Regions from separate parts of the Homo sapiens genome. Here region 1 is linked to region 2. Evidence: chromatin contacts called from ENCODE Hi-C or POLR2A ChIA-PET data. All regions are on one chromosome and are shown on one strand. Each heading gives the region's core, a stretch centred on a gene start or an enhancer-like site at or near the end of the contact. The rest is flanking DNA. Distances are from core to core; before and after follow the strand shown.

Evidence for each region. Hi-C counts contacts between places; a loop is a spot of excess contacts on that map. ChIA-PET counts read pairs that join two places held with the same protein, here RNA polymerase II (POLR2A). Pooled maps may share reads with other maps.
Region 1: a loop to region 2 is called in a pooled map, with 2.8 times the contacts of the local background. The contact joins two enhancer-like sites. A Hi-C loop is called at or near these places in 1 of 168 maps with a recorded cell type or tissue (upper lobe of right lung), 4 of 37 single-sample maps with no recorded cell type and 7 of 50 pooled maps. POLR2A ChIA-PET finds 5 or more read pairs at or near these places in 11 of 52 experiments (B cell, CD4-positive, alpha-beta T cell, CD4-positive, alpha-beta memory T cell and 8 more).

What each region holds. Positions count from the first base shown.
Region 1 is chr11:9,278,000-9,284,317 of GRCh38, forward strand. TMEM41B (transmembrane protein 41B) reads right to left here. Exons shown (of 7, transcript NM_015012.4): 7 at 2,655-5,594. The coding sequence ends at 5,425. Among named protein-coding and RNA genes, the nearest start is that of TRL-CAA5-1, 5.9 kb to the left of the region's middle. Within about 2 kb of position 2,837, at least 2 of the 41 ENCODE cell types and tissues checked have a DNase peak (open chromatin) inside an H3K27ac peak, as active enhancers do; they include B cell, where a contact is called at or near this core.
Region 2 is chr11:9,228,639-9,234,648 of GRCh38, forward strand. All of the region lies in intron 1 of DENND5A (DENN domain containing 5A), which reads right to left. Among named protein-coding and RNA genes, the nearest start is that of DENND5A, 34 kb to the right of the region's middle. RefSeq lists enhancers at 594-1,194, 1,797-2,397. Within about 2 kb of position 3,318, at least 3 of the 41 ENCODE cell types and tissues checked have a DNase peak (open chromatin) inside an H3K27ac peak, as active enhancers do; they include B cell, where a contact is called at or near this core.

The sequences.
Region 1 (6,318 bases), core at 1,587-4,086, 49 kb after region 2:
GTATGCTTAATTTAATATTCTGAATTGGGGGCAGCTTATTAAACTTTCATTAATTTCAGAGAATCTTATCATGTCTGAGCTGTAAGGATCCTGGACCTTAGACCTCTTTATTCTAGATGAGAAAAATGAGGATGAGAGCTTAAGCAATATCCTGCCTCAAGTCACCCAGACTAAGTTTGTCCCAGATAAAGAAAAATAATAATGAGAATACTGAAAACTGCAATGAGATGTATCTTCTAAACATCTTAACTATGACCACCGAATGATTATCAGGAAAGCTTCAGCCCTTTTGATTATACACATTTTCAAAAAGCCAGAGAACTTTAAAAAGATTCCTTCATAAACAACTCATTGTATGTACTAGAAATATTTACTTGGCCAGGCGCGGTGGCTCACGCCTGTAATCCCAGCACTTTGGGAGGCTGAGGCGGGCGGATCACCTGAGGTCCGGAGTTCGTGACCAGCCTCAACATGGAGAAACCCCGTCTCTACTATAAAAATACAAAATTAGCCAGGCGTGGTGGTGCATGCCTGTAATCCCAGCTACTCGGGAGGCTGAGGCAGGAGAATTGCTTGAACCTGGGAGGCGGAGGTTGCGGTGAGCCGAGATCACGCCATTGCACTCCAGCCTGGGCAATGAGAGCGAAACTCCGTCTCAAAAAAAAAAAAAAAAGGAAATATTTACTTACCTCAACTATTTATTTAGCGACAAGGTCTCACACTGTTGCCCAGGCTGGAGTGCAGTGGTGCTCACTGCAAACTCCGCCTCCTGGTTTCAAGCAATTCTCCTGCCTCAGCCTCCTGAGTAGTTGGGACTACAGGCGTGAGCCACCACGTCCAGCTAATTTTTGTTATTTTTAGTAGAGACAGGGTTTCACCATGTTGGCCAGGCTGGTCTCAAACTCCTGACCTCAGGTAATCTGCCCATCTTGGCCTCCAAAAGTGCTGGGATTACAGTCCTGAGCCACTGTGCCCGGCCTTACCTAAACAATTTAAATTGCTTTAGAATCTTCAAAAGCCGGCTGGGCTTGGTGGCTCACGCCTGTAATCCCAACACTTTGGGAGGCCTAGGAGGGTGAATCACCTGAGGTCGGGAGTTCAGTCTGACCAACGTGGAGAAACCCCATTTCTATTAAAAATACAAAATTAGCTGAGTGTGGTGGGTGGCACGTGCCTGTAATCCCAACTACTCCGGAGGCTGAGGCAGGAGAATCGCTTGAACCTGGGAGGCAGAGGTTGCAGTGAGCCAAGATCGCACCGTTGCACTCCAGCCTGGGCAACGAAAGCGAAACTCTGTCTCCAAAAAAAAAAAAAAAAACCTCAAAAGCCAACAATTACAAGTTTTAAATATTTTAGCCAGGCACCGTGGCTCACGCCTGTAATCCCAGGACTTTGAGAGGCCGAGGCGGGCGGATCACGAAATCAGGAGATCGAGACGATCCTGGCTAACACGATGAAACCCCGTCTCTACTAAAAGTGCGAAAAACCAGCCGGGCAAGGTGGCAGGCGCGAGTCCCAGCTCCTCGGGAGGCTGAGGCAGGAGAATGGCGTGAACCCGGGAGGCGGAGTCTGCAATAAGCCGAGATGGCGCCACTGCACTCCAGCCTGGGCGACAGAGAGACACTCCACCTCAAAAAAACAATTTTTAAATATTTTGTTGTTTTTTTTTTTTTGATACAGTCTCGTACTCTCGCCCAGGCTGGAGTGCAGTGGCGCCATCTCGGCTCACTACAAGCTCCGCCTCCCGGGTTCATGCCATTCTCCTGCCTCAGCCTCCCTAGTAGCTGGGACTACAGGCGGCCGCCACCACACCGGGCTAATTTTTTGTATTTTTAGTAGAGACGGGGTTTCACCATGTTAGCCAGGATGGTCTCAATCTCCTGACCTTGTCTCCACCCGCCTCGGCCTCCCAAAGTGCTGGGATTACAGCCGTGAGCCACCGCGCCTGGCCTGTTTTGAGATGGAGTCTCACTTTGTCACCCAGGCTGTAGTACACTGGTGTGATGTTGGCTCACTACAACCTCTGCCTCCCGCGTTCAAGCGACTCTCCTGCCTCAGCCTCCCAAGTAGCTGGGATTACAGGTGCACACCACCACACCCAACTAATTTTTTATTTTTAGTAGAGACGGGGTTTCTCCATGTTGGCCAGGCTGGTCTCGAACTCCTGACCTCAGGTGATCCACCCACCTTGGCCTCTGGAAGTGCTAGGATTACAGGTGTGAGCTACCGTGCCCGGCCATTTCATTGTTCTTAGTGGTGAAAATGTACATCGAAATTTAAGAATATACTTTTATTCAACGAAGAGTTTGTTTTTAGTTTTTTGAGACAGAGTCTGGCTCTGTTGCCCAGGCTGGAATGCAGTGGCACAATTTCATCTCATGGCAACCTCCACCTTCTGGGTTCAAGCAATTCTTCTGCCTCAGCCTCCCAAGTAGCTAGGACTATAGGCGTGTGCCACCACACCTGGCTAATTTTTCATATGTTTAGTAGAGACGGGGTTTCACTGTGATGGCCAGGCTGGTCTTGAACTCCTGACTGCAGGTGATCCACCTGCTTCGACCTTCCAAAGTGCTGGGATTACAGGCGTGAGCCACCTTGCTCGGCCAGAGTTTTTTAATGTAAGTACTTCCATGAAATAAATCCCAAATGTGACATTTAGGTTTCTCCAATACAATTTATTATTATTACATTTTAGCTTGCATTTACTAAGTGTCATGGAAATATTATACTCAAAATAACAGAGCTCCAGAGAAAGACAGTTAACTAAGAAAGAACAGTTTCACTTTCTTAGCTTGTCAACTCCTAGTTAGCCTGCTTGCCTCCGCACCACAGATGCTTGTCTTCTTGTGGTTGTTACCACAAGCCAAAGCTTGAATTTACATGGGCATCAGGCCAAGTCTGTAAATCCGTGAAGACAGGCCATCAACTGCATTGAGGGTACAGCCTTGCTGAAGGGTCCTTTCTTGACAGTCAATGATGATGAATCTGGAAAAACTGTCTATTCTCTTAGGAGAAGAAAATATACCCCACCTAAAGTCGCAGCTACCATTAACAAAAAAAAAAATTAGCAAAGGGAAAGAATCAATGGTAAGGACAGTAAATATACTCTGAGAATAGAGTAAGTACAATTTACACACGCTGGAGTAAATAGTGAAGCTTCTACTGAGTTCTACTGAGTCTAAGCTCTTTTATTTTTAAAATTCTGATAAAAATTTACTCAATTACATTTTATACATTAATATTTAGTGAATTTGTCCAAAAAGGCTATGTTTAATTTATGTGTAAAAATAACAAAAGATGTATCAGTCAGTCTCTGGGCAATAAGAAAGGAAGAAAGCCTTGCTAGAAATAATAAATAATCTCACGCAAAAGGCCAGGTGACATAAGAATACTACAATAATCAATATGTTTTCTTTGTATTTACAATAAAATCCATCTGTTAACACTGTGATAGAAAAAATAATCAGTCCACATCATGTAATAAAAACAGGCTTTGAGGATGATTATACCTCTTATAATAAAAACATACAAGGATTTCTCACAGCTAAAGTACTTTTCAACTTTGACAACTAATAACAGTCATGGGTGAAGGTAAAACTGACAGAGTACTTTAGATCAGCTATGTCCTACAGTCAAGGAATCAAGGGCATTACCCATTTACCAAGCAGCAAAAAGCACTTTCATTTTTCCAGAACTATTTAAATACAGTAGTTGCCATGTGATCAGTTAATTTTACTTTGTGAGTTAGATAAAGTAAAGACTAAATTGGGAAACTGCAATAAGTAATCAAAAGTAGCTCCAAACAACAAAGCCATCAATAGAAACAAAAGGCATTTTTCTAGGTGTATCATGCATAAAAAGAATAATTACATAATATTATTAAATATATTCCTTAATGACCAGATTAATAAATGAGGTAAAATTTAGTCATTGGAACAAATAAACTATATTTAATCACTTGTGTTTTGCTGTCACTGTTTAAAATAATTAACTTAATGTCTAAAAACTACATACTCTTGAATGTTTGCTTTTTAGAGCCCCTTGTGGGATATTAAAGAGCCATAACAAATTATCTGAATATAAATTATCAATACCAGGCTGGGCACAGTGGCTCATGCCTGTAATCCCAGCACTTTGGGAGGTGGAAGTGGGCATATAGCCTGAGGTCAGGAGTTCAAGACCAGCCCGGCCAACATGGTGAAACCCCGTCTCTACTAAAAACACAAAAATTAGCTGGGCACGGTGGCACACACCTGTAATCCCAGCTACTCAGGAGGCTGGGCCAGGAGAATCGCTTGAACCCAGGAGGCGGAGTTTGCAGTGAGCCGAGATCACACCACGCACTCCACTCCAGCCTGGGCAACAGCAAGACTCCGTCTCAAAAAAAAAAAAAATTATCAATACCAAATATGATACAGTTATGTAATACCCATTTTGCATATGCACAGTGGAAATACTGTAAAAACTACAAGATGAAAGAAAACCGACTGGCCAGAACTTTAAATTTCAGACTAATCCATGATAAAAATCTAGATGATAAAAAACAAAAATAAAATTAACAAAATAGATAACTTGATATCCTTTCCATATTCAGTCGTCTACTAACATGCCATCTCCAAACAAATCCATTACCTCAAAAGAGGAAGAAAATGGGCCAGGCGCGGTGGCTCACGCCTGTAATCCCAGCACTTTGGGAGGCCAAGGCGGGCAGATCACGAGGTCAGGAGATCGAGACCATCCTGGCTAACACGGTGAAACCCCGTCTCTACTAAAAATACAAAAAAATTAGCTGGGCATGGTGGCGGGCGCCTGTAGTCCCAGCTACTCAGGAGGCTGAGACAGGAGAATGGCGTGAACCCAGGAGGTGGAGCTTGCAGTGAGTGGAGATCGCGCCACTGCACTCCAGCCTGGGCGGCAGAGCTAGACTCCGTCTCAAAACAGAAAAAAAAAAAAAAAAAAAAAGAGGAAGAAAATGTAAATCTCTTTTTAAGTTTTCCAGTTTATGCTCTGAAAAAAGCCTAACATTAACAAAACCTGCAACACTACTTTAAAAAATCTAGAATTTAAAAATATCTATTTTAGTTATTAAAGATAAAAAATATTCAATTAAATTGAATGAATTAGCTGGATCAACAATTTCCTACCACACTACTATTATCTACAGCTACCCTTGGTATAATAATTTATAAGATGTCTAAGATGTCTACCTTAACTATTGATAGCACTTTTCACAGTATACCAATTTCCATTTTTACTTTCTTCTCCCCTTGTCACTTAAATGTATTACTTTAACTATCTGATAGGAAATTTTATTTTACAAATTCCTTGTTTAATTACTGAAGAGGTGATTTTAAAACATAAATGGATGCACCTGTTAATCCTGAGATGGTGATGACAGCAAAACTAAAAATCAGATGATTATTTTTACTCAAATTTCTGCTTTAGTTTTTTTTGGAAGATGGCTGGCAGAATAGAAAGAACAGCCAAGATCATCAGAATAAATATTGAGTTCCAGGAAACAGCTTCTCCTGCTGTTGTAAGTTGATACAGTGTTGTTCCTGCCTTAATGGCTACAAAAGAAGGAGGTGCGACACCTGAAATAAAATATAAAAAGATACAGTAAAAACCACCGCAATTGTTTTTAAAAAATTAAAATGTTCTGTGTGCATAAAGTTTCTTAAAACAACACAGCTATTTCCATTTTGGAAAAAAAATTAAGAATTTAAAGCTCAAGTTTATTTCCATATAAAGAATTCAATCTTTCCTAATCACCTCTTAAGGATAATGATTTTTTTTTTTTTTGAGACGGAGTTTCGCTCTTGTTGCCCCCGCTGGAACACGATGGCGCGATCTTGGCTCACTGCAACCTCCGCCTCCCGGGTTCAAACAATTCTCCTGCCTCAGCCTCCCGAGTAGCTGGGATTACAGGCATGTGCCACCACACCCGGCTAATTTTGTATTTTCAGTAGAGATGGGGTTTCTCCATGTTGGTCAGAATGGTCTCAAACTCCCGACCTCAGATGATCCGCCCACCTCAGCCTCCCAAAGTGCTGGGATTACAGGCATGAGCCCCTGCACCTGGCCAGAATAATGAATTTTAAAAACGCAAGAAAAGGGCCCAGAAAATAGTTTTACATTTATCAAAAATGCTTTTGTTTTCTCCCCCCGAGAGTTTGACTCTATCGCACAGGCTTGAGTGCAGTGGTGCAATCATCACTCATTGCAGCCTCAGTCTCTCGAGGCTCAGGTGATTGTCCCACCTCAGCTTTCTGAGCAGCTGGGACTACAGGCGTGTACCACCACACCCAGGCAAAATTT
Region 2 (6,010 bases), core at 2,068-4,567:
AACCCGGGAGGCAGAGGTTGCAGTGAGCCGAGATCGCACCACTGCACTCCAGCCTGGGCAGCAGAGTGAGACACCGTCTCAAAAAAAAAAAAAACATAAACAACAGGGTTCAGGGACCTTCTGGGTTGATGAACACACTTAAGTATTGCAGAATGGTGCACTCAGCGTGAGCACGAAGGCTCCACACACACATCTTGCCGCAAACTTGCCCCATCCATCTCTTCCACTTGGCTGTTCCTGAGTTATATCCTTTATAATAAATGGGTAATAGTAAGTAAAGTACTTTCCAGAGTTCTATGAGCCATTCTGGCAAATTATGCAAACTTAGGAAGGGGTCATGGGAACCCCTGACTTATAGCAGGTTGGTCAAAGTACAGACGGGCGGCAATCTGGGACTTTACTGGCATCTGAAGTGGGGACAGTCTTGTGAGACTAAGCACTTAACCTGTGGAGTGTGCACTAAGCCTAGGCAGTTAGTGTCAGAATTGAACTGAATTGGAAAAAAATAATAATAACAATTGAATTGAATTGCAGGACACCCAGCTGGTAACCAGAGAGTTACAGAATTGGTTAGCATAGTGTTAGATTACAGGCATGAGCCACTGCGCCTGGCCCAAATATGCATTTATCACAGAGACCTTGGCCAAGTTACAAATGTGGGGAAAAAACCACACATTTGGTGTCAGAGGTGTAATGCATGGTATTGAGGCTCAAAAAATGATACCCCTAAGTAAGACACCTTGACATGCTGAGTATTATGAACTAAAGGAGACCGGAAGACCTCAGAAATAGCCTCAGAAGCAAAGTCTCTCCTTGCCCTCCTGTCTCACTCCTCTTACTCCCCCAAAGCAAGTCATAGAAACCAGAATCCCCCTTTCCCCAAGGCGGGTCACAGATAATAGAAAAGCAAGCCATAATACCTAAAAAGTATTACCTCCTACTCAAACATATACCTCTCCCCCAAAGTAAGCCATAATACCTAAAAATGTCACTCTCTCCCCTTTTCCTTGAAGACCCTCAGCTCCAGCGGGGTCCTGCCCTATACCCAGGAAGAAGGAATGCTGCACAGAGTCCAAGAAGAATCTGAACAGACAGGCCTTGCTGGGTCCCCCTGCCCCACCCAGTCTATTACCATTAGATAACACCCTTTGTCTACTAACATTTCTACAGGCCTCTCCCTTTCTTCATTCTTCATTGAGCCTAAGCATAAAAACAGTTTTCCCTAGGTCTTTGGGTCTTCATTTCTGAAAGCTCCCATTTCTTTTTTTTTTTTTTTTTTTTTTTTTGAGACAGTCTTGCTCTGTCACCCAGGCTAGAGTGCAGTGGTGTGATCTCAGCTCCTTGCAAGCTCCACCTCCCGGGTTCACGCCATTCTCCTGCCTCAGCCTCCCGAGTAGCTGGGTGGGACTACAGGCGCCTGCCACCACGTCCAGCTAATTTTTTTGTATTTTTAGTAGAGACGGGGTTTCACCGTGTTAGCCAGGATGGTCTCGATCTCCTGACCTCGTGATCCACCCGTGTCAGCCTCCCAAAGTGCTGGGATTACAGGCATGAGCCACCGCGCCCGGCCCCATTTCATGTAAAACTAATGCTTTTTTTTTTTTTTTTTTTTTTTTTTTTTGAGACAAGTCTCACTTTTTCACCCAGGCCAAAGTGCAGTGGTGCAAACAGAGCTCACTACAATCTCAACCTTCTGAGCTCAAGCGATCCACCCACCTTAGCCTCCCAAGTAGCTGGGACTATAGGTATGCTCCACCACGCCAGGCTAATTTTTAAAAATTTTTTGCAGACAGGTTCTCACCGTTTTTCCCAGGCTGGTCTCAAACTCCTGGGCTTAAGCAATCCTCCCAGCACAGCCTCCCAAAGAGCTGGGATTACAAGTGTGAGCCACACCCAGCCTCTTATGCTTTCTTCTTGTTAATTTGTCTTTTGTTGCAGAAGTGTCAGCCATTGAACCTTAAGATGGGTGAGGAAAGGTATCACATCTTTCTGCCCTTACTGTAGAAACACTAAGGGCATCTTTTCCATAAATCTCAATTTCTTCATCTATAACATGAGGAGAACAATACCTAAGCCAGGCACAGTGGCTCACATCTGTAATCCCAGAATTTTGGGAGGCCAAGGCGGGTAGATCACCTGAGCCTAGGAGTTCAAGACTAGCCCAGACAACATAGGGAGACCGGTCTCTACAAAGAAATAGAAAAATTAGGCATGGTGGCACACATTTGTAGTCCCAGCTGCTAGGGAGGCTGAGATGGGAAGATCACTTAAGCCTGGAGGTCTAGACTGCAGTGAGCAGTTAGCGTGCACTCTAGCCTGGGTGACAGAGCAAGACCCTCTGTCAAAAACAAAACAAACAAACAAAAAAAACCCAAAAAACTACCTACCTCATCAGCCTATTGAGAGGAATGAATGAGTTAACATATGTAAAGCATATGGGACACATTTGTATTGAGCATAAGAGGTACTCAACAAATATTAGCTCCTTTCTTTCCAAAAGGTCTGTCATACATGCAAGAGTTATCTCAAAATCTTTAGCCATGAAAACAGGACACATAAATGTGCTAGAAGTTACCAAATGTTTCCTAACATGCAAACCTCTACTGCACTAAAGTGGCAACACATATCTGTTTCACAGAATGTATACCACGGCAGAGCCCACAGCAGCAAACGTGGCTATACTAAGAACACTGACAAGTCCGCAAATTCAGATTTCAAACCACAACTTATAAGGGACCACCCAGCAGCCTCTTCTTCCCCATAGCACATAAGCAGATTTAAGACTCTGGGAGCCAGGCTGGGCGCGGTGGCTCACGCCTGTAATCCCAGCACTTTGGGAGGCAGAGGCAGGCAGATCACCTGAGGTCGGGAGTTGGAGACCAGCCTGACCAACATAGAGAAACTCCATCTCTACTAAAAATACAAAAGTTGCAGGGAGTGGTGGCGCATGCCTGTAATCCTAGCTACTCAGGAGACTGAGGCAAGAGAATCACTTGAACCCAGGAGGCAGAGGTTGCAGTGAGCCGAGATCGCGCCATTGCATTCCAGCCTGGGCAACAAGAGCGAAACTCCGTCTCAAAAAAAAAAAAAAAAAGACTCTGGGAGCTTCCTGTTAGTTTACCCTCAGTAACATAAGAGAAAGTTTCCTTTACTTTTAAGAACTTTTATAGTAATAAATTCTCTCTCTTTTTTTTTAACAGACTTTCCTAACCACTAAAATTTTACCAACTGGTACTATATCAAAGCACAAAGACTAGCATTTGTTTTATCAAATCTGCATTAAAAGCACTGTATTGGTCATATCAAAGCCTTTTTGTACTTCAGGCCCAGCTGTGACAGCAATGGTAATGTTTCTCTTTCACTTGCAGAATGCTGAAAAACGGCCAAGAAAAAAAAATGGGGAAGCTTTTTTTCAGGCAGTACAGAGTAGTGTTAACAGCAGACTGTTTAAGAAAATTAATTAGCCCTAGGACTGTAGATCTAAATATGAAAGGTAAAAAAATAAAGCCTTTAGAAGAAAACACAGAACATCTTCATGATCCTGCAATAACAAAGATATAAAATGCACTAAACATTAAGAGAGAAAAACGTATAAATTGTACATTACAATTTAAAACTTTTGTTCCTTGAAAGTCGCCATTAAAAGAATGAAAACGCACAGATTACAAGAATATATTTGCACTATATATATATGAAATGAACAAAAAAGACATATCTAGAACATATAAAGAACTGCATTAAATCAATAAAGAAAAAAAGATCACTCAAAGAAAAACAGCAAAAGCCCTGAATAGATACTTCAAAAAAGACATATAAATGCCTAATAAACTTTTGAGAGGTGCTCAACTTCATTAGTCATCCAGAAAATTCAAATTTAAATAATACAATACTATTATATAACCACCAGAATAGCTAAAATGAAAAGAAAATGCCAAGAGTTGGTAAGGATAGGGAGTAACCTACACTGTCGTGCACTGCAAGTGGGAATGTAAACTGGTACAATCACTATGGAAAACTGTCTGGCAGCACCTACTAAAGCTGAACATGCGTATACCTATGACCCAGCAATTCCACTCCTGAGCATATACCCAACAGACCAAAAGCCATGTTCACGAAAAGGCACATACAGGAATGTTCATAACATGTCACTATTGTAATACTCAAAAACTACAAACTACCCATGAGCCTATCAACTGCAGAATTAACAGATAAGGTGTGGTAAAGTCACACAATGGCAAACTCTACAGCAGTGAGAACGACCAACCTAAAACTATACACAATATGAATGAACCTCTCAAATATATTGTACAAAAGAATCCAAACACAAGAGTTCACCATATATAATTACATTTATATAAAGTACAAAGACATGAAAAACTATGCTGTTAGAAGTCAAAATACTGGTTACCTGTGGTGAGTGGGAAGGCAAATAGTGACTGAAGTAGACTACTTCTTGCTCACATCCTAAGAAATTCAAGACAGCCAGTCGCAGGGGCTCACGCCTATAATCCCAACACTTTGGGAAGCCGAGGCAGGCGGATCACGAGGTCAGGAGTTCGAGACCAGCCTGGCCAGCATCGTGAAACCTCGCCTCTACTAAAAATACAAAAATTAACTGGACATGGTGGTGGGTGCCTGTAATCCCAGCTACTCAGGAGGCTGAGGCAGGAGAATTGTTTGAACCCAGGAGGCAGAGGTTGGAGTGAGCTGAGATCGCGCCATTGCACTCTAGCCTGGGCGACAGAGCGAGACTCTGTCTCAAAAAAAAAAAAAAAAAAAGAAATTCAAGACCCACCCTTTAGACCCTCTGGAGTGGGTTGAATGGTGGCCCCAAAAAAGGTATGTCCACATCCTAATCTCCAGAAGCTATGAATGTTATCTTACTTGGAAAAAGGATCTTACAGATGTAGTCAAAAATATTGAGATGAGATCATCCTGGAGTAGTTGAGTGTACCCAAAATACCATGATAGGTATCCCTAAAATAATAGACACAGAGGAAAAGATACACATGAAGGTGAAGGCAATGAGAAGACAGAAGCAGCGATTAGGGTGGTGTAGTCAGAAACCAAAGCATAATGCCAACAGTCACCAGAAGCTCAAGGAATTATTCTCCCCAAGAGCCTCTGAGGGGGTGTGCCCTGCTGACACCCTGATTTTGGATTTCTGTCCTCCAAAACTGTGAGAAAATAAATTATTGTTGTTTTAAGCCACCCAGTTTGTGGTAATTTGTTGCCACAGCCACAGTAAACTAATATAGGCTGGGTGCAGTGGCTCAGGCCTGTAATCCCAGCACTTTGGGAGGCCGAGGTGGGTGGATCACTTGAGGTCAGGAGTTCGAGACCAGCCTGGCCAACATGGTGAAACCCCGTCTCTACTAAAAATACAAAAATTAGCCGGGCATGGTAGCACATGCCTGTAGTCCCAGCTACTCGGGAGGCTGAGGCAGGAGAATGGCTTGAATCCAGGAGGCGGAGGCTGCACTGAGCCATGATCGTGCCACTGCACCCCCAGCCTGGGCAACAGAGCAAAACTCCGTCTCAAAAAAAAAAAAAAAGGCAACTAATATACCCTCCAAACCACATTCCTTTACTCACCCCAATTCTGTAGCAAACTCACCAGCTTTCCTAAGAAAGAGAGATTCAAAAGTGCCCAAACCTCAATCTTTCCCACCGATCCCCCCCCCAAAAAAATGAGCAAAAAGAGAAATTATAACCAGTATACAGACAATTCACAATACCAATATAAAGAATGAGTAATTTTTTTTCAATCTACTTGAGTAGTAGTCAACGAAATACAGATTAAAACACGACGACAGCAAAAAATGAAAAACAAGTATTAATGAGGATATGGAGAAAGTGGAAACCTTGTTGGGAACAGGCCCCCCAAAATCTGGCCATAAACTGGCCCCAAAACTGGCCATAAACAAAATCTCTGCAGCACTGTGACATGTTCGCGATGGCCCTGACGCCCACGCTAAAGGTTACGGGTTTACCAGAATGAGGGCAAGGA